3 separate regions of the Mus musculus genome follow, and all the other regions are linked to region 2. The links are chromatin loops, found by intact Hi-C in ENCODE. Cell type or tissue: heart. All regions are shown on one strand. Each heading gives the region's core, and the rest is flanking DNA. Links, peaks and the distances in the headings are about the cores only. Region 1 overlaps Tanc2 (tetratricopeptide repeat, ankyrin repeat and coiled-coil containing 2). Region 2 holds the start of LOC115487808 (a long non-coding RNA gene). Region 3 overlaps Tanc2 (tetratricopeptide repeat, ankyrin repeat and coiled-coil containing 2).

The links. A loop is a pair of places that touch in the nucleus more often than their neighbours do. Peaks named below come from ENCODE experiments on the same cell type or tissue, not always from the same donor. Only the 100,000 strongest peaks of a DNase experiment are listed, where the experiment ranks them.
Region 1: it touches region 2 in a loop (13-fold over the local background); 4 of 42 quality-filtered maps call a loop at or near these places.
Region 3: a loop joins it to region 2, with 1.9 times the contacts of the local background. A loop is called at or near these places in 4 of 42 quality-filtered maps.

What each region holds. Positions count from the first base shown.
Region 1 is chr11:105,853,676-105,864,007 of GRCm38, forward strand. It overlaps Tanc2 (tetratricopeptide repeat, ankyrin repeat and coiled-coil containing 2), which reads left to right. Exons shown (of 26, transcript NM_181071.3): 11 at 3,722-3,953; 12 at 10,242-10,332. Among named protein-coding and RNA genes, the nearest start is that of Cyb561, 86 kb to the right of the region's middle. In heart, for the core only: a CTCF peak has its summit at 4,590 (motif pointing left); no DNase peak of the experiment used is centred there.
Region 2 is chr11:105,358,487-105,368,818 of GRCm38, forward strand. Marchf10 (membrane associated ring-CH-type finger 10) reads right to left here. Exons shown (of 12, transcript NM_172568.2): 11 at 6,030-6,072; 12 at 2,312-2,713. The coding sequence ends at 2,658. It overlaps LOC115487808 (a long non-coding RNA gene), which reads left to right and starts at 4,359. Exons shown (of 2, transcript XR_003949780.1): 1 at 4,359-4,763; 2 at 7,994-10,332. In heart, for the core only: a CTCF peak has its summit at 4,533 (motif pointing right); DNase peaks (open chromatin) are centred at 4,105, 4,605, 5,835 and 6,255; H3K4me3 peaks cover 3,322 bases; H3K27ac peaks cover 6,481 bases.
Region 3 is chr11:105,638,447-105,648,778 of GRCm38, forward strand. The region is part of intron 2 of Tanc2 (tetratricopeptide repeat, ankyrin repeat and coiled-coil containing 2); the gene reads left to right. Among named protein-coding and RNA genes, the nearest start is that of Tanc2, 54 kb to the left of the region's middle. In heart, for the core only: a CTCF peak has its summit at 5,758 (motif pointing left); no DNase peak of the experiment used is centred there.

The DNA of each region.
Region 1 (10,332 bases), core at 1,412-9,411, 500 kb after region 2:
GCTTCTTTAAGTTCGGAATATAGTTTCAACCATGGGTCTTCAAAATTCTCTGAGCTCCCAGGAGGGAGAGAATCTGGAGAGGTTTCAATAGTTGAAAGTGCTGGTGGATCAACAAGCCAATTCCAGTATTTTAAAAGATTCATCCTTGTACTTCTGTTACTCTAGAACCACTCCTGGTACCAACTTCTGTATTAGTCAGGGTTCTCTAGAGTCACAGAACTTATGGATAGTCTCTAGATAGTAAAGGAATTTATTGATGACTTACAGTCGGCAGCCCAATTCCCAACAATTGTTCAGTCGCAGCTGTGAATGGAAGTCCAAGGATCTAGCAGTTACTCAGTCTCACACGGCAAGCAGGCGAAGGAGCAAGAGCAAGAGCTAGACTCCCTTCTTCCAATGTCCTTATATTGTCTCCAGCAGAAGGTGTAGCCCAGATTAAAGGTGTGTTCCACCACACCTTTAATCCCAGATGAAAGGCGTAGCCCAGATTAAAGGTGTGTTTCTTAAACTCGGAGATTCAATCTTCTGGAATCCATAGCCACTATGGCTCAAGATCTTCAAACCAAGATCCAGATAAGGATCTCCAAGCCTCCAGATAAGGGTCACTGGTGAGCCTTCCAATTCCAGATTGTAGTTCATTTCAAATATTGTCAAGTTGACAACCAGGAATAGCCACTACAGTCCCCAATGAAGGAGCCAGAGAAATACCCAGGGAGCTGAAGGGGTCTGAAGCCCCATAGGAGGAACATCAATATGAACTAACCAGTACCCCCAGAGCTCCTTGGAACTATACCACCAATCAAAGAAAACACATTGTGGCTCTTGCTATATATGTAGCAGAGGATGGCCTACTCAGTCATCAATGGGAGGAGAGGCCCTTGGTCCTGTGAAGGCTCTATGCCCCAGTATAGGGGAATGCAAGGAACAGGAATGGGAGTGGGTGGGTTGGGGAGCAGGCAGAGGGGGTAGGGGATAGGGGATTTTCAGAGGGGAAACTAGGAAAAGGATAACATTTGAAATGTAAATAAAATATCTAAAGAAGGAAGGAAGGAAAGAAAGAAGGAAGAAACAGCTAAAAATGAGATTAAGACAAGAGATCTTGAGAAAAAAAGAGTCCATGCAGGGAAAGGGTTGTGCCAGTTGGTTTATTAAGGTAGACGGATTCTGAGCCATTTCTGAGCTATAACTATAATGAGTATAACAAATTCCTCAAAGCTGTAAAGTGCTGTATAAATGTACCTTTTTCCCAGTGTCATGAGAGACTCAGGAAAGGTACATACATTTAGGCTTGCTCCCTGTTTTTATAGATAGGAAATATTTAGGTAGTATCAAATGACAATTTAGAGGGCTGGAGAGATGACTCAGTGCTTAAGAGCACTTGCTGTTTTTCCAAAGGACCTAGGTTCAATTCCTAGCACCCACATGGCAGTTAACAATTGTCTGTAACTCCAGTTCCACGTGATCTGATGCCATCTTCTGGCCCACAAGCATCAGGCATTTTGATACAGGCTCACTGAAACTGTAGCTCATGATAAACTATGCTAGCTGGCAGAGGTCTGTCTGTCTACACCTACCCAGCACTGATTTTACTGACACACAGCCTTTTAGACATGGGTGCTGTCATTTTATCTGACTGAGACAGCTCAGTGCCTAACATAGTTTTCATGGAATTTATTTACTTATACATACCACGTAACTACTTTGAAATGTGCAATTAATAACCTATTTTGAATCATCTTGCAAATCTGAAGATATTGAGTGGATTTTCTACCTGAATTCTTCAAAGAAATCAAGACTTTATATTTGGAATGCCAAATACTAAAATTAAAAGAGGAGCAGCTTTAGAATCTATAACTGTACACTGACTTTTGTTAAATGAAACCTCATTAATCCAAGTCCACATCTGACAGCTTCCGTGTAGTTCAGTGACAGAGTGCTTGGCAGTAAATATAAGTGCCTGGGCTCCATTCCCAGTACTGGAAACATCTCCAAGTACACATAATGATTTTTAACAAAATCAGTAAAAGAAAGTTTTATAATCTTTATCTGTAAAATAATACCTCACTACATTACATAAAAAGCAAGTTATACAAGGCTCGCTGAGCTGTGCATTGCCTCCACATCTGGAATCAATTGAAGCAAAGTGTGGTGAGCCTACATGTTGATTCAAAGACCTGTGTCTGTGAAGACAATAACCACTGGCTGCACAGTTGGCTGAGAGGACGAGGTTTCCCTCTAGGGAACACTGTCTTTAACATAGATAATAAAGCAGAAACTAATCACCTAAAGAAAAGGATGGAGCTCTAAATACAACCTCTGGTTTCTAGTCCTCCTATGGAGTTCAGACTTCTTTGTTTCACTCATAAGCAATTCCTGTAGTTAGCTTTAAATATACAATAACATCCAATATTATTTGATTTCCTTTATGTTTAATGAGAAAGATTTTTACTGCTTAAAAGAGTTGACATTTACAGAATGTATTAAAGAGACTACCACACTTACAGATTAGGAGGTTTGTTTTTTGTTTTTTCAGAATAGAACGCCTCTGCTGTAAACTTGTCTAAGAGGGAAGTAAAGAACAGCATTCCCAGTACGTTCATGAGTGCTATTGGGATGTCTGAGCTACCTATAGGCACAAAGTTAGTTGCTAAGTGAGCACTCAGCACAGTGATGGTGGTACCGCTTAAGATGAGTGTGGACGTGGTGGTGACCATGATGAAGAGGGCAAAATCAGCTAATGTCATTACCCTCTTACTGTGTTCTAAGCACCTTGTCAGACTCTTTCCATAAATCAAGCTTGAATCTCTCCTATTGATGCCATGTTTTCTACTGTATGCAATCACTTTTCTTGGCAGTAATGAGCCAGAAGAGTAATCTATATTAAAGTCACTCTCTGTGCTAGGCGTGAGCAGGTGGAGGTGGAGGCAGGAGGATCAGGAGTTCCAGGCCAGCCTCAGCTCCATGAGTGCAACCCTATCAAAAAGAAGGAGGGGTCTTTTTTGCACTTGCACTTGAGGCAAAAAAAAAAAAAAAAAAAAAACAACCATAACAGAAGATATGGAGTAAATTCTGTGCAACTCTAATGGACAGCTTAAAACAGACAGACAGACAGACAGCCCAGAACCTGAATGTTATTAATACTCTTAAACTCTTAGAATTTAAGACCCACATTTAGCAAAAATCTCACCTTTTTCCTTCTTTCCTTTTTTCTAATTTTGGTACTTTTCCTCTGTTTGAATTTTCAGAAACTGTTCACTGATAATTTTTAGATCTAAGTTATTTTATTTTATAGGCTCATCTTTTAAAGAACAGGACTGTACCATAAAGTGATGTGAGCATGTGTATCTCTTGAGACTACCATGGTTTTCCTCACTGTTTTATTTCTAATGCTTTGTTACAAGAGTAGACCTTTCTATACTACTGTGTGGAATAAATGTTTGCAATATTAATGTACCTCTTCCTTCTCAGTCTTGCTTCTTATCTCATACAATCGAGAAGGCGTAGCCCATTTTATTTATAAACTTTAATTTTAGGTTGTTAGAATATATACATGTATTATGTCTAATTTTTGACTGTGCATAAATTATGCAGTTGCATTAGTGGCTTTTATTTTTATTTGAAAAAAAATTGAGAAAATGGAGAAACCAAAGACAGTGTTAGGGTATGGTCATATGTAACCATAGCTGCTAATAAGCCTGTTTGCAATCTCATCTTTCCATAGGTGGTTGCCTATCACTATTGCCAGGCAGATAATGCCTACACCTGCCTGGTACCAGAATTCGTCCACAATGTTGCTGCCCTGCTCTGCCGCTCACCTCAGCTGACAGCTTACCGGGAACAGCTTCTTCGGGAGCCTCACCTGCAGAGCATGCTAAGCCTCCGGTCCTGTGTTCAAGATCCCATGGCCTCCTTCCGGAGAGGAGTCCTAGAGCCCTTGGAGAACCTCCACAAAGGTATAAATAAGGTTGAAAAGAGCCGTGGTCACTTGCGTTGTGATATAGAAATGATTGTGTTTATTACATTGTCAGAACTAAATGTTCTATAGCTGATGTCTACAGAGTACAGCATGCAGAAGACTTTTCTTGGGTAGAGTGTGATAATGCACATATGTAGTCCCAGCATTTGGAAGAGGCTAGGGTAGGTGGACTGCTTCAATCCAGGAATTAAAAACAAACCTAGGCAATGTAACAGGACGCATTTCAAAATAACAAATCTATGTAGAAACTGATCCTTCCTCCTTCCTTTGTAAAAGTTCTTATTTTGATTTCCAAATAATTTTAGTTTTCTTATAATAAAGGTAGTAGAGCTTCTAATCCTTTCTGTGGAAGTAGAATTAATCAATAAAGTTGCTGCTCCATCTCACTCTTTCAGAGTTTGTAGGGCTAGAATCTATAGTTAGAAAATATCTGCAGTACATTTATTATGCCACCCATGGCTGCATACCTCACTCAGTATTGACACTAGAAATCACTTACTGTTCACTTGGAAGGTATGTAAAAAGGCACATGGACATTTTGTGGTACATAAATTGTATCAGAAAAGCTAGTGGTTGTTAATGAAAATGAAATGAGTGGGCTCTGTCTCCCTCTTGTGCTCATGCCTTACCTTTTCCTTTCCAGCCCTGGTACTCACTGAAGCCTAAGCACAGTCATCTCCTTAAACCTCTCTCCACATTTTTTCACCTTTTAAATTTTTTATTTTTAGTGTGGGGAGGCAGGTTGGTGTGGAGCATTGCATCCATAATACAGCTATATGTGAATGTACACATCCACATGTAAAGAGGCCAGAGGAAGAGGCTGGTGTCTTCCTCTGTAGCTCTCTTCATTAATTGTCGTAACGCTGGGTCTCTGACTGACTGACCATTGAGCTCCTGAATCTTCCTGTCTCTCCTCCCACCCCCAGCACTGGGGTTTCTGGCATGTGCTGCCATACTCAGCTTTTTACATGTGTGCTTGGGAGTCCAGCTTTTGCATAGCACTCTTTTTTTTTTAGATTTATTTATTTATTATATGTGAGTACACTGTAGCTGTCCTCAGATACCCCATAAGAGGGCATTAGATTTTGTTACAGATGGTTGTGAGCCACCATATGGTTGCTGGGATTTGAACTCGGAACCTTCGGAAGAGCAGTCGGCGCTCTTAACCACTGAGCCATCTCGCCAGCCCCCTGCATAGCACTCTGAGCACAATGCTGAGTCGTCCACTACACACTGTGGGCATGCACCCCAAGAAGGTAAATACTGCAGCAGTGTTGTCCAAAACAGTGGACTTAAAATAGAAGTCATTAACAATACTTAAACCTTAAATATGTATAGGTGAGCCTCTTCTAAATAACCTATAGGTCAAAGAGCAGGTCATACAAAGAATGTTTAATATTTCAAAATGAATGATGTAAAATAACTTGTGTGAGTTTCTTTCTTAAACTAGGAAAATAAATTTAATTAGTATAAATAAGGAAGTGATCTTCTAACAGAAATGATTGAAGTAGAAAGTTGATGTGAAATTGGATAATCAAGCCTCAACAAGACTGTTCAAAAAATATGGGAGAAAAACATGAATTAACAGCAACATAAATCAAGAGCTGGTACTACAGTTCATAAAAATATTTTTAAAAATAAACCATTATAAACAACCTTATCACAATAAAATTCAACAAACTGACTAAAGTAGACAGGTTATTCTTAAAACACACATATTGCTTAACATATTTTAAAAAAAAAAGAAAAGGACATTTCATGATTTAGTCAGGCAAGCATAACACTGATGGACATCAAAATGTCAAACATATGGATCTTTTAAAAACTAAAGAAAGAAGAAGTAGATTATACACCATTATTCCTCATGGCTATCATAACAAAATCGTTGAAGAAGAAAAAAGCTAATACCGAAGTTAGTTTCTACTTGGTCAGGATTACAGTGTTAGCTTAACATTTGGAAGTTAATCTATATAATTTATCATATTAACAAAGGCTCATCCATATAATTATCCTAATAAGTACATAAACCCAGATGTCCATCAATGTAATGAATAAACGGATTGTAAACTTGTTCAATGGAATTCTTCTTAGTAATAAAAAGAAACAAATACTACATTCAACAGTGTTAGTCTCAGAGGAAACAAATGTGTGTAGCCTGTGGTGATCGAATTTAAACACTGGCTAGCTGCCCTTTGATCACTGACAGGAAGGATACCTAAGGGAATTTTCTTGAATGACAGAAATGTTTTTCAATTTGACCAGGTTTTTAGTTGCGTGATTATATATATATTTACCAAAACTTATCAGAGTATATAATTGAAAATTATATATCAGAGTATATAATTGAATTAAAAATCATATATACATATCCTCAGGTAGCTAGAGTTTTCCTCCCAGGGGAGTTTTACGGAAAATACTTTTCAATTCGTAGTCAGGAATTAGATTGTTAATAACGCACTTCTCCTTTAAAAAAATATAGACAGTATTTTCCAAAATTTTTAAAGATTCCAAAAGCTTCCCAGTGGGCATTTGCTTCAGCCACCAATATGAAGTGAGAGAACAGGAGCACCAGAGCAGAAAGGAGGTGATTCTGAGGGACAGACAGTGGCTGTGGGTCTGTTAGCGACTCCTGTGTGCTGTACTCAGAAGCACACTAAGATGCAGTTGGGATTTCAGCACTCGCTGTTTCCTCTTCTCATTCAGTGTCTGTAATCATTACTTATCTCCGGCACCTATGTACAGTCCTAGAAGGGACTACTAGGGAAGACTCCAAAGATTTACTAAGGGTATATGTAAGCAAAGGCAATGAGGAACACCAGGGGATGTTATTTACAGGGGTTAAAGCAAGATTAAAAGCCTGGGAAACTTTTCCAGTGACTTCTCAGCTAGAGCAGTGACTCATAATTTAAAAGTCTCAGTTAGTCCATGACAAAATAAGAAAATGAGACTATCTAGAATTTGAGTGGTCATAGATACAGATTTTTAAAGTATAAAGAAGTTAATATATTTATTTTTTAATTAAAATTTTTTTCTGATGTAAAATGAAGTTTATTTGGGGCATGAGAAGGGGGCGTTGAGGAGAGAGTAGAGGCAGAGAAAGAGGGGACAGAAAAGGATGGAGAAAGAAAGGGAAGGAAAAGAGGAGGAGGCCAGAAAGAGCTAACATTTGTCTATGAAATAATTCTGATAATAAATAGTAGTTTCAGACTAGAGAAATGGCTCAGCCATTAAAGACTAAACTCACGATCAAAAAATAAATAGTATCTGCATTTTAAATGTTCATACATTTAAATGGCAGAATATAAAATATCAATTTTTGTTTGTCCTTACTTTATTTTAATTTTTTGGTTTTTTGTTTGTTTGTTTGTTTTTGTTTTTGTTTTTCGAGACAGGGTTTCTCTGTGTAGCCCTGGCTGTCCTGGAACTCACTTTATAGACCAGACTCAGAAATCTGCCTGCCTCTGCCTTCCAAGTGCTAGGATTAAAGGCATGCGTCACCACTGCCCAGCTATTTTAATTTTTAAAATTCTTTTAATATTCTGTAAAAGCTTGAAAATGAATATAAAGAAGCATTCATATAAGGCTATTGCATTTTAAAAGCAGTTTGAAGACATTAAAGTCTCTTCTCTTAAGTGTATAACTCGTGAATCTCATTAGACAAAAAAAGAAATTATTTAGCAGTGTCTTTCATTTTTTACAATGTCTATAGTATTAGAAGTTTTGTATTTTGTTTTAAATTATTTTTAAAAAATAATATATACTGATGTCTTTAATAAACTTATCTGTTGACATCTTATAAGCCTGCAACCCTAGGTAACGCCTCCCAAGAATGGAAGGAAAGTCTCAAGCAAGAAAACTTCACAGGAGTTTAAAAAACTGTCATTATCCTGATAAAGGGACAAACGTTTTCTTTCTTACAGGGCTAGAGATCAAATCCAGGACCTTCTGTATGGTAGACAAATCCACCACCCAGCCCATATTAGTCCCCACTTTAGAGAGAAGAAATATTTATGTTTTATTCATGGAATAAATAATGTACTCTATTGAAAATTTCTGTGAATAAAATTTAGCTTTATTAGCAAATTAATTGTTTCATTCATTACAATATCCAGGGCCAATGATATGGCTCCTCTGTGGGCAAAAGCACTTTCCTCTGAGCCTGCCAACCTTAGTTCAATCACATGGTAGGAGAAAACTGACTATACACACACACACACACACACACACACACACACACACACACACCACATCGCAAATGTAATTTTTAAGAAGTGTTTGAAATGTTTCTCAAAAAAAACAAAACAAAAACAAAAAACTTTTCTACAGGGGAATTGTCATCAGCCTTTTGGTCCCTGTGAGGATCTTGGCTTAGGAATCACCCAGGTAAAGTGTGAAGGGAGAGTGCCACACTTCCAGCAGTCACCTGGGGAAGGAAGAACCACTTTAACACTTGGCTGTTTCCACTGTGAAAATGTTCTCAGGCCACCACCGGCTGAACAACTGCTTTTGAAACTAGTGAGCTCTCCTGAAGCAGCATACAACTTGTCCAGCAAACTAGGCGGTGTGCAGCCAACCAGATACATCTATTTTCTCTGTGGAAATTAAGATACAATTAAGTTTCAGGGAGCCAGAGTTCTCAAAATCAAGCATGTAATAATTCCAGTAGTTTAGGTAAATTCCTCATTCCAAGTTATTCCTCTATTACTTCATTTTTTAACTTAAAATTTTCCTTAATTTTTGGAGTCTCTAAAAGACTATTTTGTTTTCTTGGTGCCAAGTCATTAATACTAACATTTTATTTAAAAAAAAAAACTTGAAAGTAACAAGTTAAAATTATCTGGCCTGCATCATTGGGAAGAGAGGCCCATTGGTCATGCAAACTTTATATGCTCCAGTACAGGGGAACGCCAGGGCCAAGAAGTAGGAGTGGGTTGGTAGGGGAGCAGGGTGGGGGGAGGGTATAGGGGACTTTCGGGATAGCATTTGAAATGTAAATGAAGAAAATACCTAATAAAAATTTTGGGGGAAAAAGTGATTAAACTTTAGCAATATACAAAAAAAAGATTATCTGGCCTGGAGCTGGACAGTGGTGGCACATACCTTTAATCCCAGCACTCGGGGATGGGAAGCAGAGGCAGGCAGATCTCTGAGTTTAAGGCCAGCCAGGACTACACAAAAGAACCCTGTCTCAAAATATATATATATATATATATATATATATATATATATATATATATATATATATATATATATCTGGCCTGTGGATATAGCTCAGTGTGGAGTGTTTACCCATCATGCAAAAGGCCCTGGTTACAATCCCAAGTATTGACAAAAGATACACAAACACCTCTTCATAATTTGAGAGTTGACATTATAGTATTGGTAAAATGAAATTAAGTTCTTAGTGCAAAACTTGAAAAAACTGTGAGCTCATATGTAGAACAAAATAGAATAGTTTGTTTTTTACTTTTAAAAATTAAAAGAACCAGTGTTTTACAGTAGTCTGAACCTTTTATTTTGAACCTAATTTCATTTTTCCTTTAAATTCAACCTTTCTTCATTAAATAACCAGAAGTATTCAATATTAGTTAAGAGCGAAATACCTAATAAAAAATGGAAAAAAAAAAAAAGAAAGTAAAGCAAGAAAAAAAAAAAAAAAGAATTGATACACACTTAATGAGAGAGTACAGGCCTGAAATCTCACTAAGCACCCTCGGCCTGAACCTAAAAATAAGTTAATTCCATTAGTTTAGAAGGGAACTAAATGCCAACGGTTCTCTGACAGGACTGCCCCTGGGAGACCAGTGATGGGACTGTCTCAACATCTAGGATCTTGAGATCTCACCTGCCAGGTCCATCCATGTTCCATCCTCTCTTCCCAGAACTATACTACCTCAGTCTTTAAGGAATTTACAAAAGAATATGTGATGTTATTTTCTTTATGCTATGATAGAAACAGTCTATTTAGCTTTTACGTGTGTGGGAGAATAGTGAAGTTCCACATTCAAGAGCTCATAACTCCAGCTGTCAGACTCTTACAATGAAAATATGGTATTCCTGAACCTATAATACACATGCTCATATACCTGTGACTTGATGAAAAGCCAAGTAATTCACCAAATGAATGATTACATGTCTTTATAATAAGTTATACACTCTGAGCATTGTAATACATTTTTTCCAGACTGATCTGTGGTCAAAGACCCAATGAGAACTCACCTATCCACTTGGTAATTGTGAAGTAATTTGTTTCTTTCTATCTTAGAGAGAAAAATCCCAGATGAAGATTTCATCATTTTAATTGATGGATTAAATGAAGCAGAATTTCACAAACCGGATTATGGGGATACAATTGT
Region 2 (10,332 bases), core at 980-8,979:
GCTTCTCAGTACCAATTCTTGGAAAAATCCTCTCTAAACCTTAAAAGTCAGTTAAAAACCAAGGGCCAATTTTTTTCTGTACAGCTGGGGCCTCCACGTGCAGCCGGAGGTTCCATGTTTGAACACAAGCACTTGAAACTTTGAACTTTATTTAAACCACGGAGTTACTGTCAACGTCAGCAGCGTGTCTAGGATCTACTAGCAAGCAAAGATATTGTTCATCTTTATCTCCGGTCTTGGGTCTTGGCAGCTTGGTTGGACCCTCCTCATTTCCAGGAGTTATATCGTGTTGTTTAAATAGGACATGCCGGAGGAATGGGTCAGGAATTTAGGTAGGCCAGACTAGTCTTCCTAAAGACTCTATTGCTCCCATGCTTCAGCTCCAGGCTGCAGAGCCTTATCCAGAGCCCCCAGGAGAGAGCCAGGGTGGGAAGCAGAAGCTGTTCCAGGAGCATGGGTCTTGAAGGCAGGAAGAATTTTGTTTGTTCAATCTAAATTTTGTTTGTATATTATAACACCACGATTAAACCGTCACTCAAATAAATATTTTTTTCTAAGTATTATTTATTTAGAGCTGGAGAGTTGGCTTAGCAGTTAAAAACCCTTCTTGCCTTTGCAGAGGACCAGGGTTTGAGCATCCACACGGAGGCTCACGACTCTTTACAATTAATTCCTTGTTCTGACCCTCAGCAGGCACCGGGCAAATACATAGTGCATTTACCTGTATGCAGGCCAAACACTCATACATACTGTAGGGAAAAGTTATCAGCTCAGGACCCCCAAGACCAAGTTCTCAGCACGAAGATTTATTAGCCCCAGAGGGCAGGGAATAAGAGACAAGGACAAGAGACAGAGGAGGAGGTCCCCAAGAAGGGGGGGGGGGACGAGGAAGAAGGGGGAGGGGTTTTTGTCCCCAGGGACAAAGGACTGCCTCTGGACAGAGAGGAGACAGACATGGCCCATAGGAAAATGGTGGCTTATAAAGGTAAAAAGAGAAGCCTTGTTTTAGGATGAAGTGTTTAATTTTAATTTGCCATGTTAATTGGGAGCCAAAGGGGGCTTCTGTTTGCTGGTATTAAATACTTTGATAGCTGGACCTTGGTGGTCAACCTCAGGAGGAGGAAGTGGCCAAATAAGGGAATAGACCTTGCTGGCTGGCTTTAGGATGTAATCTAATGGCTTTTAGCAAGGCAGAGGGAATGGGGGAGAAGGGCAAGGCCTGCCAGAGCCAAACTTACCAAACTCAGCTGGCCAGAGTCCCTTCACATATACAATTAAAATAAATCTAAATAATTAAAACCAATGCATCATGGGTCCATTGTGGTGCTCTCTTTCTCTTTTTCTCTCTCACACACACACATACCCACACACATACACACACACCTTTATACTTCAGAATGTCCTCGCCTATTCCCTTCTGACCCTCCTGCCCCGGCCTCCTGACCGCTGGGATCACAGACAGACTTAACCACACATCACCTATGCGGTGCTGTGGATGTGCCTATGGTTCGTGCACGCAAGGCAAATGTCTCTCTTCATTTTACCTTTTTCTTTTTCCTCCTTTTTCTGTCCTGTCCCCTATTTTTGAGGACATCTTTGGAGGGAGCACAAGTATCCTAACACGGTTGTCACACTCCCACACCGCAAACATGCAATTCAATGGATGAGCGCATTTGTCCGGCTCTGTGACTGTCATCACATAACCACTCTGACACCTTCCTCACCTCCAGTTTCTGTCTCCTTTTCATTTCCCAGAGACCACAGATCTGCCTTCTGCCTAGTAGCTTTGCCTTCTCTAGAAATCGCATACAAGTGGAATCATAGACTATGAAGTCTTTGGGACGTAGCTTCTTTAACTCAGTGCACATCTTGGCACGCTACTCTCTACTTTCCACCATATTTTTCTGAAAGCCTACTTTTGTCTAGGTTTCCATCTCTAGATTTTTGAGACTAGGCCTTTCTATACAGCCGAGGCTGGCCTCCAATTTATAATCCTCCTGCCCCAGTGCTGAGATTGCAGGAGTGAACCCCCAGGCTTGGCTAAAGACTTCTCCTTCATGCTTTCCGTTACATACACACTTTTCCTGAAACCAAGCTCTGATCTTTTTAATCACCCTAGGTCTTGTAGGTCTTTGATTACTGAGTCCACACCCACAGCTGATCCTAAGTGGGACCCACTTGCCCCAGCCCATAGGAGCCTGAGATGTGTCACACTCAGGTGGTGGGTAGCAAACAGAAATGAGGCGAGTGGAGTGGGAGGCGGGGTGGGACTCAGAGCTGTCAGCCTGGGAGGAAATAAACACAAAACAAATGGGAGAATAAAGTCAGTTTACTGAATGCATGGCTCCATTCCACTCAGGGTGGGCGGAGGCCTGAACAGAGGGCCTCAGCACTGGGAGCCCAGGCTGCTGGGCTGAGGGGCAGCAGCAGGGCAGCACACGGGGGACTCAGCTGTTTTGCCTGTGCTGGCTGGGATGGTCCCTGTGGCTGCCCACGGATGCTCAAGCCAGACCCCAAGAAGGAGTGGCACGGGTGAAAATGGTAACTGCGAACACATTGGTTTCAATAAAGAGGAGGGAAGAAGGGAGGCAGAGGGGGACACAGAAAGGGCTTCTGGGTGGAGAGGTCTCTGCCGCACTCCACGACCAGCTCCCTTGCTAGATGACCCGGCCTGGGTAAATGTTGCTTGCATTACCATCTCCCGACTCGGAACCTAGAAAGCAAGACCATCTCTCAGGCTGCAGGGCCACAGCAGCTGGGCGCGGCACCACTGCCACTCTTTGTCCCACTCTGGCCTGGAACAGTGTGGGGGAACAGATACTTTAATCTGGGGCTGGGGACTGACTGCACTAGGGCTCCAGCTGGGCCAGGGGCAGCTGGACTGCAGGCTGCTCTAGGAATCTATTTCAGATGCCGGTCTGGTGATAAAGTTTGCAGGCTGAATAGAATAGGTAGAATAGCTGAATAGGTAGAGCCCTTGTCTTCTTCCAGACTGATGTTTCCAAGTTAACCCTGCTGCACAGTGGTGACAAAGAGCAGGGCAGGGTGGCACTGGGAGTGGCAGAAGGGTCCGAGCACAACAGATGGGACAGGAGAAGGGTTCTCCTTATTCTCAGAGAAACTCTTGTTCTCGTTGCTCCTTTTTGTCTTGGTTTGAGGGGACGTTTGCAGACTATGTAGAAACACTTTATCACAGTAGAATAAATAGTGTGTGGGGGAACCAGAGCAAATGACACCTGGCTGTTCACACCCAGACCCTCTCAGCTCTGTTTCTGGTCTCAAGGAGGCCCCGGCCACTCCAGCTTTCTCAGCCTCTCGCCCACAGAGTACTTCCCTTGAAAGCTGGGAGCATCCTGGAGTTGGCCCTCTTGCTTGCCTGGGTTCACCCCACACCTGCATGCGTATCAGCAGGTCGTGAGCCCTCTTCCTGGCCTTAGTTTTGGCTCTGGTGACGGTCATCTGGGCCAGCTGGGAAGCAGCTGTCAGAGAAGCTGTGTCAGGAGCCCTGTCACAGGTTGGCTCACACATCTAAGGATCTGCCTGAGACGCCCTCTCCTCAGTGTTACTGATGGGGGGGGGGTCTTTTGTTCAGGGAGTGGTGTACAGTAAGAAGGCTGACTTGGCACCACAGGGCCACAGACAGCTTGGCACCCTTTGTGCCACCCTCTGTGCCCTGACAGTTTGTCCTTTACCTCTGTGTTTACCTGGACTGAACTGGGATGGCAGGTCACAGCTGTGACTTGGTGCTGGCAGGCCATATTAACCAAATGCTGCCAAGCAGGTGAGTCATGACAAGCTGGAGGGACCAAAGAGGAAGAATGTGGCCCAGGGGAAAGGCTGGCCTCTCCTGGTTCTACTTCTGGTACCTGACTTTTGTCTTGATAGTGGCTTTGGCACAAAGACAAGGTAAGGGCTGCCAGTGGTCAGTCACTGAGGTCCGTGTGTTAGTCCCTCTTGTCCTGGGCTCCGTCCGTACAGCCTGGATTGGCTCTCCCCTCCCTATCAGTATCTGGGAAGTGTAGGCTGGGGGCAGATAGAAGGAACTTGGCCTGTATTTCCAGGAAAGAGCCTGCTGCCCTACTGCCTGTGAATAGTTGATCCTGGAGCTGGGCCAGTTCCAACTGAGACAGCAAATGAGTGGTAGACAGTCAGAGGGACCATCTGCATGGGAGCGACAGAGAAGGAAATGAATACCCTTCTTTCCTTCTCTGTGGAGACTTTTTTTTTTTGTAGTGGTGGTGGTGGAGGTGGTGGTGGTGGTGGTGGTGATGGTGGTGGTGGTGGTGGTTGGTGGTGGTTGAGACAAATGCTTCACTATACAATGCAGCCTGGAATGGAACTCCCCACAGTCTGCTTAGGCCACCACGCTGCCAGCCTAGATTCCTTTCTAAACATTCCCTGGGGATGCTCTTACACTCTCCCAGAGAGAGCAGCCTCCTGTGACAGCAGGTTTAGAAGCCAAGGTTGCCTGTTGCTTTGACCTTGAGTCTGGGGGAGCCCCCGCGGGCTCCCGGATACAGCGGTCGCACGGAGCACTAGGGGGCGCCCCTGCCCAGCCGAACGCTCTCGGACGCGCCCGTCGCCGCAGGTTCCGAACCGGGTAGCGCTGCGGGCATCTTGGAGGCGGGGCGGGGCCCAGGAGACAGGACCCTCTGAAGGTCTCCCAGTTGGGGACCAAGCCCTGCTGCCTGTCACGTCTCTGTAGGATCATGAGGCTCTCGCCGAAGCCACGCTGAGAACCCGTGCGCGGACGCCTGGCCGAGGTGCGGTCCCTGGGAGGTGGTGTGTGCAGGCAGACACACAATGGTCTTTTAGACACCTTACCGCCGCTTTCCTGGGCTGAACCCAGGCGGCAAGGCCGAGTTCTGAGCACCCAGGCGGCAGCCCTGAGATCTCGCTCAGTTGGTCTGGACCTCACATCACGTAGGGATTGGGGTTCCAAGAGCTCCTTTTGTAATGAAGAAGGGCCTTCCCCATCTCTGAACACCGGGAGCCTGGCACCCTAGGACTGCGTGTCCTGAATAGCAAACTGGTTTTCCTAGGATGCAGTCTTGGCCCCACCCTGGGGAGCTCTGGACTGGTGCAGTGTCTCTTCTGGTCAGGTATTTATTTGTGTGTGGGGGGGGGGTGTAGGGGAGGGGTCCACAAAGCATCCCTGCAATGGGCTGCATCAACCCTGCCTGTGGGCTGTGCATGAAAGACACATTCCAGAGCCCCACCCCACCGCTGGAGTGGAGTCTGTGGGAGGGCCCAGGAATCTGTGTTTCGGGTAAGTTCTCGAGATTGTGGATGCCAGCGTGGGAATCACTCTCCTAAAGCTCTCAGGGCTGGGCAGGCTTTTGTAAATTGTCTCCTTGAAGAACCCAGAGAGACCCAGTTGTCACATCCCTCCAATTCCCTGCGACACTTATTCTCTCTGTGGATAGAGTCTTCCTTAAAGCTTGCCTCTGAGCCCTCTGCTTTAATTAGGCTCATCTTCTCCAGGGGGAATTTCTATGGAATAAGAAACCAGTCTGAAGGAGGCTGGAGACCTGTTGGCTTTGTTCAACCTCTGAATCCAACAGACCCACTTGATGTGCTTAATGTCATCAAAATCCAATCAAAACGCTTGCTTGTCAAAGGAGCGCTCTCTTTGGTAATGGCTAACCAGCCTGCTTTTAGGATCTGGGAAGGAAAATCCCAGGCAGGATCCTGGCAGGAAAAACAACAAAACAAAACAAAAAAACCCAACCAACCCTCCATCACGGGCTGGATGCCAGAGGACCTAACAAGGAAAGCACTCTCTTCCGCCTAGTTGACCCTTTCCCTTGGTTTCAGGATGAATTAAAAAATCTTATCTGCTCCACATCCAGCCGTCTTGATTGATTTCCAGCTAAGCCTAACGTTTCCCGAGCTTGGTGGGGTTATGTTGCCTCTGGGTGGTGGTCATAACTTCCTTCCAGGGTAATAGATTCAACACAGGAGCAGAAAAGAGGCAACCTAGCAGGCACCCTTACTGGGGGCAGGACAGGATGCACCCCCAAACCTACTTTCATTTTCTTCCGGTCTGGGTTGTGGGTAATTTCTTGACAACTGTGAGAGAGAAGACAGTGAGACATGAATTGTTTTTACAATGCAGCTGTGAACAGATGTGTACCTCCCTGGCCTCGGAATGTCCTAGAACTCCTGTGACTCGCCAAGGTGCTGGGGATCAGGGCTGCTTTTCTGCACCGATGGAGATCAGCTTGTCCCAAGGACAGTGCAGTGATAACCCGGGTCACCTTTGCTGCTTCGGGCTTCTATATTTGGCAGTGTGAACAGACTCGCTTCCTTTCAGCAATTGATCTGAATAGCAGAATCCCTTTCTGATGGTCCAGGCACAATTTACAGGCTGCGGGGAGGGAGGCTGTGCTAATTGGCCACTTGCCTCGCCACTGGCTTTTAAACAATCGCTTGTATTCTCTGCTCGGCAGGAAGCTGCCGACCCATCCAGGCCCTGGGCTCTCTTTGTTCTGACTTTATGGCATTTTATGCCACAATAAGAAATGCTGTGGACTCCATGGGAGCCATTGTGCCAGGCTGCAAGGATGTGGGCCCTGTCACAGAGGGCTTGGTGCTATTTCCCTGGGAAGAACAGGGACTTTGTGACAGGCTAAAGACAAAACAGGGGGTGCTGGACAATGTCACTGGACAATGTCACCGGTCAACTCCCTGGCCTGGGTGGAGGCACTTCTTGTCCACAGGCTCTTTTCTGTGGCCAGGGGAGGGGGGGGGCAGGGGAAGGATGGGATTTCGTCTAGAATAGCGGGTCTTGGTAACCTGTGGATTATGCATCAGGTGTACTCTACTAACCTCTGATGCCAATGCTCTGGGCGGCCCAGGCAACCTCACTCTGCCCTGAGATTCTGTGGCAGGTGCTCATAGATAGACAGACAGACATCTGACCAGCCCTCCCATGTCACTAGGTATCCCTGTCCTGATGAGCAGAGACCCTTTTCTAACCGTGGGTCAAACCTGAGCTTTCCACGTTTGAGAAGATTTGAGTCCTTGAGACAAGAGTTTGTGTTGTAGAAACAGTTGTAAATGGGGATGGTCTACAGGAATGGACGGACCTGTGGCACCCTATCTGTCTCTGAGGCTGGCCAGTGTGCTCCCTGACCTCTGGTACCACCCTGGCAGAGGACAAAGGGAGGGTACTCTCTCCTTAAGACACCAGTGATCAGAGACAAGAACCAGACCAGGAGGAAGGCCATGATGGAGGTCTGGGGGAGCTGACTCGTACTGAGTGTCCTGTGTGGATGTAAAGGGAAACCCATTTAACTTCACCCTTCAGACCAGACCGTGCCCATCAGACTACAGGGTGAGTTAGGCTGCATGAACCAAGGCTGCCGGGGTCCTGTGGTCCCTGGAGATGCTCCTGACATAGACACCTGAGGAAGGGCCAGCTTTCTGGTAGGTACACAGAATAACATCAATGCTTCCTTCAGCCTGTCCTCTGTGCATGTGCACACACACCCACACACATACATATGCACACACACACACATGCACACACACATACACACACACACACACACACACACACACACACACACACACACACACACACACAGGAGCACTTAAGCACACAGCGGGGGAGGGAGGAAGAGAATATTATCACCCATGCTCTCTGCTGGGCCTCTTATCTCTTTATGCCACACAGCTGGTTTCTTCCAGTCTGCCCTCCAGGTGTCTCCTGTACTTATCACAAATACCAGGATGTCAGGCCCAGGCTGGAAACTGTCCAGTAGCCTCCAGAGCCACCCCTCAGCCTTTCAGCCCTGCACCCTGCCTACACCTCAGGCTCACTTCCTGCCAGCCCCTGCCACACAGCTTCTTGACATCTTCTGGCCACGCAGGTTCCCATATCTCCACGCTGTGTCTTCTGCGTGGGGTCTACCTTCCCAGCCCACTCACCCCAGTCTGTCTGCCATGATCTTTGAGATTCAGGCTAAGCATCATCTTTGCATTTCAGCTGACAAAAGCCATGGCAGCAACATTGCCAAAGCAGGAGGGACAGAGGGCGAAGGACACACCCTGCGAGGTCAAAGGTCAGGCCTTCTCAGCAGCAGAACGGGAGATCCTAGCTGGAGATCTATCTGCCCTGGAGAAGTGTGCAAAAGTGGGATGAGAATTCCTCATTCCATCTCCTCATCCGCTTCAGTCTTCTATCACAACACAGACAAGTTTGTCTCTTGGTCACACATGAGCGTTCTCAATTAATTAACTTATTTTAAAATGTGCTTTACTTTTAAGTGTGTGTGTGTGTGTGTGTGTGTGTGTGTGCATATGAATGCAGGTGCCCTTGGAAACCAGAAGAGTAACAGGGGACTGTGAGCTACTCAAAGTGGATGCCGATAACCAAACTTGGTCTCTGCAAGAGTAGTACTCCATCTTAATGGCCGTGCCATCTCTCCAGCCCCATGTGCTCTCTCTGTAGACGCTGAGCCCCTTATAGCCAGCATTTGTCTTCATTATTTCTGTATTACCAGGATATAATTTAGAACTTGGCACACAGTAGGTTCACAAGATAAATGAGTATACCTTGAAGTCTCTCAACAGATGTGTACTGTCCTTTCTCTAGAATGACACTCAAGACTTGCTACCAGAAAGAAACAGATTCTGATTCAGAAATTCCTTGGCCTGTGAAGCCCATCTGAGCATTTGTTACATCCCAGACACTTTCGGGGCACCAGAGACCCACGGTTCCATGCCCAAGTTGATAAAGAGTAACCACACACCTCACTGTAGCTTTCTTTGGCCCCAGTGTCCCTGGAATAGATAGTGCCCAGTGCATGGTTTGTAGTCAGACATGGGTAACCCTGTGTCTAAATGAGAGACAAGTTTAGAAAGCCTGGTTTTATCTTCAAACAGCACAGAAACTGTCTGTTGCCGGGACCACAGGAAGCCCAGCAAGGCCCAGTTACAGAAGATGTGATATTGATTTCACAGTCTCTGTGTGTTCCCTGGACCTGTGGGTTCTCCAGTTATTCTTATTCTTATTTTGTTTTTACTGTTAAGGCCAGCCTGTTACCTGGCCAGCTTGCAAATTTTACTAATATTATAAGGAAACTTTCTCCTATGTTTCTGTTGCTACTAGGAAACTTTCTCATGCCCAAGCTGCTTACATATTCTGTTATGTCCTGTGCCCTTGGAAACCAATCACGATAGAAATCAGAACTGCTTTGTGTAGTTACCCACAATAAGCTTGGACCCCAACCAACTACCCAGCAGCACTTCCTGCGCCTGTGTGTGAGCTTTTATGGTATTTGATTTTATAAGTTACCCCTGGGATGGACCTCCAACATAAGAGAGACACCCGCACCAATATAAGAAACTGTCTGGAATAAGACTTCTGTTCTGAGTAGTGGTTGAATAGAGTTTAAGTTCCTAAGACCTCCCTGGGAACTGACATCCTACTTGGCAGAGACATGTATGTGGGAAACTGACATCCTGGTTGGCAAGTTAAGACATGAATGTTAGACAAGGCAAGTCCCCTACCTCAGTTGAATACCCCAACCAATGAGGGCAGCATAAGTGTACAACAAAGACGTGTTCCCAAGGAAATCCCTATCCCTAAATCCTGATTAGTGGAATAACTTGGCCCAGATGTTGGTGGATTTTAGGCTTAAAGCCCTGTAGGATCTTAACTCAGCTCCTGAGCCTGGATCGTGGCCCTGATCAACCAGCCCTGGGCCTATACTTCACAAACAATCCATCTCTGACTGAGGTTGGTGTTCATGTGGGTTGTGAGGTGACTCCTGGACCCCCAACGTTATAGAGATATGGATTTTGTCTCTCAACTTGATCTTAAGATCCTCAAAGAAAGGGAGGCATCAGAGTATCACATACAGTCACTTTCTTTGATTGAGTCTCATCTGTGAGAGTTGGTTCCCATTGCTGGCTTGATTAAGAAACACCTAGGGTGTTAATGAGGCTCATCATGGGTGTGTCTGTGAGGGAGGAAGACCCACCCTGAATGGGAGTAGAGCCATCCCATGGGCTGTTGTCTAGGACTAAGTAAAGAATAAAAGGAATCAGGCATGGTGGCACACACCTTTACTCCCAGAACACAGAGAGGGGGGAGCAGACAGACCTGTGAGGTCATAAGCCAGCCTGCTTGGTCTACATATTGAGTTCCAGGCCAAGTGGGGATACACAGAAAGCTCTTGCTTCAAAAAACCAAACAACAAAACGTTAAAAGAGAAAAGCCACTATTCACCTCTCTACGCTTTCTAGTCTGCTGAGATGTGAGTGGGTTTTCTCCTGATCCTGCCGCCTCAGACAAGCTGGGCTCACCACCACGTGCTTCCT
Region 3 (10,332 bases), core at 802-8,801, 280 kb after region 2:
CCTTCAAAGGATAATAACAGAAAAAAACCAATACAAGAACGGGAACAACGCCCTAGAAAAAGCAAGAAGGTAATCCCTCAACAAACCTAAAATAAGACAGCCACAAGAACAGAATGCCAACTTTAACAACAAAAATAATAGGAAGCAACAATTACTTTTCCTTAATATCTCTTAATATCAATGGACTCAACTCCCCAATAAAAAGACATAGACTAACAGACTGGCTACACAAACAGGACCCAACATTTTGCTGCTTACAGGAAACTCATCTCAGTGAAAAAGATAGACACTACCTCAGAATGAAAGGCTGGAAAACAATTTTCCAAGCAAATGATCTGAAGAAACAAGCTGGAGTAGCCATTCTAATATCTAATATCTAATAAAATCAACTTCCAACCCAAAGTCATCAAAAAAGACAAGGAGGAGCACTTCATACTCATCAAAGGTAAAATCCTCCAAGAGGAACTATCAATTCTGAATATCTATGCTCCAAATACAAGGGCAGCCACATTCATTAAAGAAACTTTAGTAAGGCTCAAAGCACACATTGCACCTCACATAATAATAGTGGGAGACTTCAATACACCACTTTCACCAATGGACAGATCATAGAAACAGAAACTAAATAGGGACACAGTGAAACTAACAGAAGTTATGAAACAAATGGATCTAACAGATATCTACAGAACATTTTATCCTAAAACAAAAGGATATACCTTCTTCTCAGCACCTTATGGTACCTTCTCCAAAATTGATCACATAATTGGTCACAAAACAAGCCTCAACATATACAAAAATATTGAAATTGTGCCATGCATCCTATCAGATCACCATGGACTAAGGCTGATCTTCAATAACAACATAAATAATAGAAAGCCAGAATTCATGTGGAAACTGAATAACACTCTTCTCAATGATACCTTGGTCAAGGAAGGAATAAAGAAAGAAATTAAGGACTTTTTGGAGTTTAATGAAAATGAAGCCACAACATACCCAAACTTATGGGACACAATGAAAGCATTTCTAAGAGGAAAACTCATAGCTCTGAGTGGCTCCAAAAAGAAACTAGAGAGAGCACACATTAGCAGCTTGACAACACACCTAAAAGCTCTAGAACAAAAGGAAGCAAATTCACCCAAGAGGAGTAGACGGCAGGAAATAATCAAACTCAGGGGCGAAATCAACCAAGTGGAAACAAGAAGAACTCTTCAGAGAATCAACCAATCGAGGAGCTGGTTCTTTGAGAAAATCAACAAGATAGACAAACCCTTAGCCAGACTCACTAGAGGGCACAGGGAAAGCATTCTAATTAACAAAATCAGAAATGAAAAGGGAGACATAACAACAGATCCTGAAGAAATCCAAAACACCATCTGATCCTTCTACAAAAGGCTATACTCAACAAAACTGGAGAACCTGGATGAAATGGAGAAGTTTCTAGACAGATACCAGGTACCAAATTTGAATCAAGATCAGGTTAATGATCTAAACAGCCCGATATCCCCCAAAGAAAAAGAAGCAGTCATCAATAGTCTCCCAACCAAAAAAAGCCCAGGGCCAGATGGGTTTAGTGCAGAGTTCTATCAGACCTTCAAAGAAGATCTAATCCCAGTTCTTCACAAACTATTCCACAAAATAGAAACAGAAGGTACTCTACCCAACTCATTCTGTAAAGCCACAATTATTCTGATACCTAAACCACAAAAAGACCCAACAAAGATAGAGAACTTCAGACCACTTTCCCTTATGATTATTGATGCAAAAATCCTCAATAAAGTTCTCGCTAACCAAATCCAGGAACACATCAAAACAATCATCCATCCTGACCAAGTAGGTTTCATCCCAGGTATGCAGGGATGGTTCAATATACGGAAATTCATCAACGTAATCCAGTATATAAACAAACTCAAAGACAAAAACCACATGATCATCTCGTTAGATGCAGAGAAAGCATTTGACAAAATCCAACACCCATTCATGATAAGAGTCTTGGAAAGATCAGGAATTCAAGGCCCATACCTAACCATGATTAAAGCAATCAACAGCAAACCAGTAGCCAACATCAAAGGAAATGGTGAGAAGCTGGAAGCAATCCCACTAAAATCAGGGACTATACAGGCTGTCCACTCTCTCCATACCTATTCAACATTGTACTTGAAGTCCTAGACAGAGCAATTAGACAACAAAAGGAGATCAAGGGGATACAAATTGAAAAGGAAGAAGTCAAAATATCACTTTTTGCAGATGATATGATAGTATATATAATTCCTAAAAATTCCACCAGAGAACTCCTAAGCCTGATAAATAGCTTCAGTGAAGTAGCTGGATATAAAATTAACTCAAACAAGTCAATGGCCTTTCTCTGCACAAAGGATAAACAGGCTGAGAAAGAAATTAGGGAAACAACACCCTTCTCAATAGTCACAAATAATATAAAATACCTTGGCGTGACTCTAACTAAGGAAGTGAAAGATCTGTATGATAAGAACTTCAAGTCCCTGAAGAAAGAAATTAAAGAAGATCTCAGAAGATGGAAAGATCTCCCATGCTCATGGATTGGCAGGATCAAAATAGTAAAAATGGCTATCTTGCCAAAAGCAATCTGCAGATTCAATGCAATCCCCATCAAAATTCCAACTCAATTCTTCAACAAATTAGAAAGGAAAATCGGCAGATTCATCTGGAATAACGAAAAACCTAGGATAGCAAAAACTCTTCTCAAGGATAAAAGAACCTCTGGTGGAATCACCATGCCTGACCTAAAGCTGTACTACAGAGCAATTGTGATAAAAACTGCGTGGTACTGGTATATCGACAGACAAGTAGACCAATGGAATAGAATTGAAGACCCAGAATGAACCCACACACCTATGGTCACTTGATCTTTGACAAGGGAGCTAAAACCATCCAGTGGATAAAAGACAGCATTTTCAACAAATGGTGCTGGCACAACTGGCGGTTATCATATAGAAGAATGGGAATTGATCCATTCCTATCTCCTTGTACTAAGGTCAAATCTAAGTGGATTAAGGAACTCCACATAAAACCAGAGACACTGAAACTTATAGAGGAGAAAGTAGGGAAAAGCCTCGAAGATATGGGTACAGGGGAAAAATTCCTGAATAGAACAGCAATGGCTTGTGCTGTAAGATCGAGAATCGATAAATGGGACCTCATGAAGTTGCAAAGCTTCTGCAAGGCAAAAGACACCGTCAATAAGACAAAAAGACCACCAACAGATTGGGAAAGGATCTTTACCTATCCTAAATCAGATAGGGGTCTAATGTCCAATATATATAAAGAACTCAAGAAGGTGGACTCCAGAAAATCAAATAACCCCATTAAAAAATGGGGCTGAGAGCTGAACAAAGAATTCTCACCTGAGGAATACCGAATGGCAGAGAAGCACCTGAAAAAATATTCAACATCCTTAATCATCAGGGAAATGCAAATCAAAACAACCCTGAGATTCCACCTCACACCAGTCAGAATGTCTAAGATCAAAAATTCAGGTGACAGCAGATGCTGGTGAGGATGTGGAGAAAGAGGAACACTCCTCCATTGTTGGTGGGATTGCAAGCTTGTACAACCACTCTGGAAATCAGTCTGGCGGTTCCTCAGAAAATTGGACATATTACTACCGGAGGATCCCGCAATACCTCTCCTGGGCATATATCCAGAAAATGTCCCAACCGGTAAGAAGGACACATGCTCCACTATGTTCATAGCAGCCTTATTTATAATAGCCAGAAGCTGGAAAGAACCCAGATGCCCCTCAACAGAGGAATGGATACAGAACATGTGGTACATTTACACAATGGAGTACTACTCAGCTATTAAAAAGAATGAATTTATGAAATTCCTAGGCAAATGGATGGACCTGGAGGACATCATCCTGAGTGAGGTAACCCAATTACAAAGGAACTTACACAATATGTACTCACTGATATGTTGATATTAGCCCAGAAACTTAGGATACCCAAGAAATAAGATACAATTTGCTAAACGCATGAAACTCAAGAAGAACGAAGACCAAAGTGTGGACACTTTGCCCCTTCTTAGAATTGGGAACAAAACACCCATGGAAGGAGTTACAGAGACAAAGTTTGAAGCTGTGACAAAAGGATGGACCATCTAGAGACTGCCATATCCAGGGATCCACCCCATAATCAGCATCCAAACGCTGACACCATTGCATACACTAGCAAGATTTTGCTGAAAGGACCCAGATATAGCTGTCTCTTGTGAGACTATGCCGGGGACTAGCAAAAACAGAAGTGGATGCTCACAGTCAGCTATTGGATGGATCACAGGGCCCCCAATGGAGGAGCTAGAGAAAGCACCCAAGGAACTAAAGGTAACTGCAACCCTATAGGTGGAACAACAATATGAACTAACCAGTACCCCGGAGCTCGTGTCTCTAGCTGCATATGTATCAAAAGATGGCCTAGTCGGCCATCACTGGAAAGAGAGGCCCATTGGACACGCAAACTTTATATGCCCCAGTACAGGGGAACGCCAGGGCCAAAATGGGGGAGTGGGTGGGTAGGGGATTGGGGGGGAGGGTATGGGGAACTTTTGGGATAGCATTGGAAATCTAAATGAGGAAAATACCTAATAAAAAATATTAAAAAGAAAAAACTCTGGGCTTTAGGGTTACCTAAGAGGATTGAGTGGAATTTCTTCTGAGAGGCCTAGAAAATTGCAGGTTTATAGTTGGGAAAGGAGAGAGGCCATATATACTTAGGCCTTAGCATCATTCATTGCTATTTTATCATCCTTTTTTGAAACTGTCTATGTATTAAAGAAATATTGTTCTATGTTAACAACCTTTTCAGTAAACAATAATGGTGTTGGAATTCTTGATTCTCAGGTAAAGAAAGGCTTCAACCCCGACTCTGGGGTCAGGTGCTCCTTATCTTTCCATAGACTCACAATCCTCCTTGCCTTTCTGCCCTGTCTTCCTATGTAGACGGTCATACACCTTCCAGTAGTAGGAAGATAGCAGGCACTTCATTCTGAAGCTCAGTAGGACCATCAAAGACTGAGACCCTGCCCTTTCTACTTGGTGATTTTCAGGATATTGGTTGTTATTTTAGATTATTCTCATGAAGCAGCCTTACCTTCAACTTTGACCTCCTGCACATAGCATTGTTCAAAAGCTAGTAGAACAACTGGCCTTTTCCTAGATGGCTCTTTTTAGGATTAAAGAAGACTACCCTGAAAGCCACTCGTGCCCCTCCCTCATTCACCTCATATCCTATTAGCCAAATTGTATCCTGTAATCTTTATTCAACCAGTTAATGGAATTGCAATAGTTACTAAGATTCTTTTGCTAATCAGAGATTCCATCCCAAGGTTGAGGAGAGTTGTAGCTTTCCTGGGAGAAGCTACCTAAATAAACTAAAGCCAGGTTCCTGTTAGCACTAAAGAAGGCCATCGTGAAGTCTGCCACTTTGTTTGCTAGTCTTGTGGGTTTATTTATATATTTTAGCCCCCCCTTTTTTTTAAACATACTAAACACACAAGGTCTAGTGAGGAAGTCTGGGCTTTAAAGTTAAAACATGTAAATATGTTTATGCAATTTCTATCTCATTGCCAAATGTCCATACAAGCCATGGAAAATGTGACAATTAAAGATAAAAGTAGGGGAGCAGGAGAGGTGGCTTAGTGGTTAAGAGCACTGGCTACTCTTGCAGAAGATCAGTATTCAAGTCTCATCAGTCATACTCAAGGGGATCTGATGCCCTCTTCTGGCCTCTGTAGGCATCCCCATTCACTTGTATATTAAGTACATGCAGACACACATAGCTGTAAAAATGGAAAGGATTAAAATGGCATTTAAAATCAACCAAACAAGAACAACAAAACACTTATGTAACAAGTACAAACCCAAATTTGTACAGATAGAAAAAGATGGGAAGAATTTGTGTAACTTTAATTTGATATAAAGATTTCATAAATACAGAGGTGTTGAGTAAGTGAGCCTTTGAATTTTTCATCCTTGAAGATCCTCATAGTTACTCTCTGATCTGCAAAGGTGAGGTCTAGGCCTTAGATGAGAAGGTTTTAGTGTGATAGGCCTGGGAAACTAACCCTTGATCATTCCAGAAGATAGGTTTGCATCATTGTTCTTGTGGTGGTGGTGGGGGACCTTTTGCTAGTCTGAAATAAGAGCAGATGGGAGATTTCCATTTACCTTTTCTTTTGAAAAACCTGTTTTTTAAGGTACTTTTTAAAAAAGAATTTCTAGGGGCTAAATTTTTTCAGATTCAAATATTAGTAACAAAGTTTTCTGGTTGTTTTTCTTTGGCTATTTTTACATCACCTTCCATCCTATAAACAAAACACTTGGCTAGGTATGTTCACTGGAAGAGAAAGAAATAATATTGGGGTAGGGGTTGGCACAACTGATAAATTTCAAGATAATATCTGAATGTATTGTTTTGCTCCAAAAATTTACTATATGCCTTATTCTGTTACCTGGTACCATTCATATGTAGACGGTCCAGTCATTTTCTCGGGGTATTGTATTGTCATTCTTTGACTTCTCCTGAAAGTGGATGGCATGTGCTTAGTAAAGGAGATGTTTTTGTTAACTTCCAATAGAGCTATGCTCTAGAGTAAGAAGACACTAAAACATTTCTTCTCTCTCTCCCCTCTTCTTTTTGTCATCTTTGTATTTTTGGATATATGACTGAGAAGGATAGATAGGCAATGGAAATTAATGAGGCTGTGAATGGGAATGGAGCCTCTTACCTGTGTGTTTGATTGAGTTTCTTACCAACAAGAATTCCAGCACAATTAACAGCATTTGCTGTGAAGGTTGCTGGTTTGAAAAGAAAATTCATTTATAAAGAGATCTCTTCAAGTAGCAACTAGTCAGGTGTAAGGGTTGTGTTATACCACCCGAGAGACCTCATTCCTTTCCCAAGTTATTTCCCGGGAAGCTCAAACAAGACTGTTAACTCTGTTTACAGTGAGGATACTTTAACTTCCCTGATATCTAGACTTTTACTTTGTCAATTGTAGTCTTGGTGGGTGTCCCTCAGGAAACACCTAGTGATCTCATTTAGTTAGATGTCTTAGGAACACTTTGAAGATAGTAACTTCAAACCTCACCAAAATCCTGTGTGACTGCTGTTAAAAATAAATGAGCTATGTCTCTTGGAGAAGCCCTTGTTCGTATGGCTTGTCTTTCCTTCTGAGTGGTTTTCTCATCCTTATACTCAAACTCTGTATTAAAAATACCATTTTAAAAAACTAACTCTGCTTCATAGATAGATGAGTTTTTGAAACTCTATTCTATATAAAAGCCACAAGTCCTTGCTTGGTCTAAGGCAGGGTCTTTAGAAATCTAGGGGAATTCCTCAGGCAGCTCCACCTCCTGCCTCTGTTTCCCAAAACATGGATGCAATGAGCACCTACTATATGAAGTATTGAAGTACTGAGTATTCATTCAGACTGGAAAGAAATGTAGCAGTTTTTGGAGGAGGTGGTGATTATTATTGTGTCCTCGGAGTAAGCTAGCCAGTTCCACAAGTGGGGGACGAAGTTTGAGGCATAGGTAATGCATAAATGCATGGAATCGTAAGAAAGTTTGACACATTTAGTGAAGGCCCCTTGATAATCTGGTTGGCTGACATTTCTTATGTTTTTTTTTTAATTATTTAGTCCAAATAGTGGAACATAACTACCAACATCTAATAGTTTAGGAATCAAAAGGGAGATTTGGGCCAAATTCATAAGACCCATTGTAACATGACGGTTGATGAATTAACTCTGGTCTAACTTAGATCTGGTATTAATCCTTAGATCAAGCTAGTTATACTTTTGCTAGGAATTAAGTTTGTGATTATCCTCTTTTGGATAAGGTGCCAATTCTAATGAAAATCAGCTGTCGAAGAGAGGCTATAAATTTGTAGATAGAGTGAAGGTTGGCAAAAGGCAGTTCTCAGAAGGGGTGGGGGTGGGGGTGGAGTCTGAACACAGGAGTGTCTGTCCTTATGGAGGTAGTGTCAGCCACTTTGTTCACATGTGGGTGTATTTCACTTGGATGCATTCACTGACCAAGAATCTATTACTTTGGATTTTGTATGGAGAGTCTACTATGTAGACATGATTGATGAGATCACTGTCCACTGGTGGTTGAACTTGATCTTCATTTCTCTTGCCCTCCCCCAGGGCTCAAAGGGTTAATGCTGAAAGTTCCTACCAATTATATGGTTAATCCCTATCCTGAAGCTGTCATAAGGCTTTCAGCTACTGGCCATATGGTTAACACATAGAAAAACACTCATCATCCCTGTCTTAAAATTCAAGAGACCTAGAAGCCTTGTATCTCTAAGCAAGGGACTGGGACGAAATATGACAAAACATTGTCCTGTCCTGTCGTCCTTCTTAAGAAAATATAAGACTTTTAGGAACTCTATTAGGAACAGAGGGCCCCCCCAATACTTCTACCGTGTCACTTTGTCTTCATTATGTAGTCCTCAGAATTTATGTTCAAGGATAAATACTATGTCTGTGACTTTGGTGACTGGTGAATGGTGGTGATGTTCATTTAGGTTTAAAGGGAAAAGTAATGAATTCTTTTTTTGTAGATGTAAAGTTTGAGGTAATAATGAGATAACAAGGAAGTTTGGCGAATGTGTTTGGTAAGGCCTAGGAACTCATAGGAAGAGATCTAGATTTGGAAGGTAGAGCTATTCAATGGTACTACAAGTTTGTAAAATGTATCATAAGGTGTGTGTATATATGTATATGCGTGCATGTTTGTGCTTGTATGCAACTATTAACATTTAGTTTATATCAATGCTATAGGTTAGCATAGTATTTCATAGTATTTCTTTGTTGTTACACTTCTCCATCCACAACCCTGGAAACCAATGAATTAGTCTTCATCCTAGTGGTTTTTATTTTTATTTTTAGAATGTCACATAAATAGAATATTACAGTATATCACCTTTTAGGCTTGTTTCTTTTTTTTTTTTCTTTGAGACTCATCCAAGTTGTGTCAAGCAGAAGGCTTTTCTTGTTGCTAACTGGTATTTTCATTGTATAGGTTCATTACAAATTGTATTCATTCATCTACTGGAAAACATTTGGGTTCTTTTTAGTATGAAGTGATTATGAAATGTAAATACTGATACACCTAGGTTTCATTTTTTAAGATTTATTATTTTTAACTATTTATAGATGTTTATGTGCAGATAAGTGCAAATATCTCTTGCAAGTCAAGAGGCATTGGATCCCTAGGAGCTGGAGTTGTAGAAAGTTGTGAGCTGCCTAATGTAGGGGCTGGGAACTGAACTTAGGTCCTCTGGAAGAGTAGCAGGTACTCTTAACCACAGAGCCATCCCTCATAAGGATACATTTTCATATTTCTAGGTTATCAGCTCCTAAGAGTGAGACGGTTAGTTTATATAGTGCATGTATGTATGTTTAACTTTAGAAGAAACTACCAAACTATTTTGTAATGTAGTTATAATGAACTCATTCCCATGGCTTCATATCTATTGGAGCATTTGGTGTTGCCAATTAAAAAATAAACTTTGGGCACATTATTATGTGGTATGTAGTGGCATCTCATTTTATTTTGTCGCTTTTGTCAGTGAGACAGGATCTATTATGTAGTCAAGGCTGACCTCAAACTTAACAGCTGTTTGGGAGGCAGGGAAGTGGGGTGGAGAGTGAGGTTTGGAGATCCTTATACAGAAATTGCAGAATTAGCATATGGGAAACCAAGTTGGCACCAAGGAAGTCTAGAAACTCCTGGCAAAGATGGACTGGCTCACATCACTGGCACAGGTACAAAGGTCTAAAAGTAACCCTTGGCTCATTATAATGCTAAAATGCATACCCCTAGTAATGATTTAAGATTTAATAAGATATGCATGAAGTTGTATGTAGGATTGCGTTTAGCAGGTAGAGCTCACATTATACAACAGCCAGAAAACCTATGTGCTATATATGAGTTATTATTATTATGAAATAACATAAAAGCCCAGATCATTTATAGGGCAGGCTCTTGAGCTGCTGAACTCTCTGCTCTGCCTGGGTCCTCCCTTGGAAGTATATTTTTTAGTCTGCTGTGCTGTTCTGCTGCCATTTGGTATTGTTTGCTCAGCTCTTTGTTCAGACACAGGAACGTAGAATGTTGGTGGTGTTCACCCATTCTCAGTAGCAGCTGATGTCAACTGTGCTTCTGCCTCAAGTGTGGCACACCAGGAGTGCGTCACCATATATCATGTGTAGCATAGCATACCTAGCACATAGGGTTGCTGGCCTTGCCACTGCAGTTTATGGGTTTTTTTCTACTTGTTAAGGAAC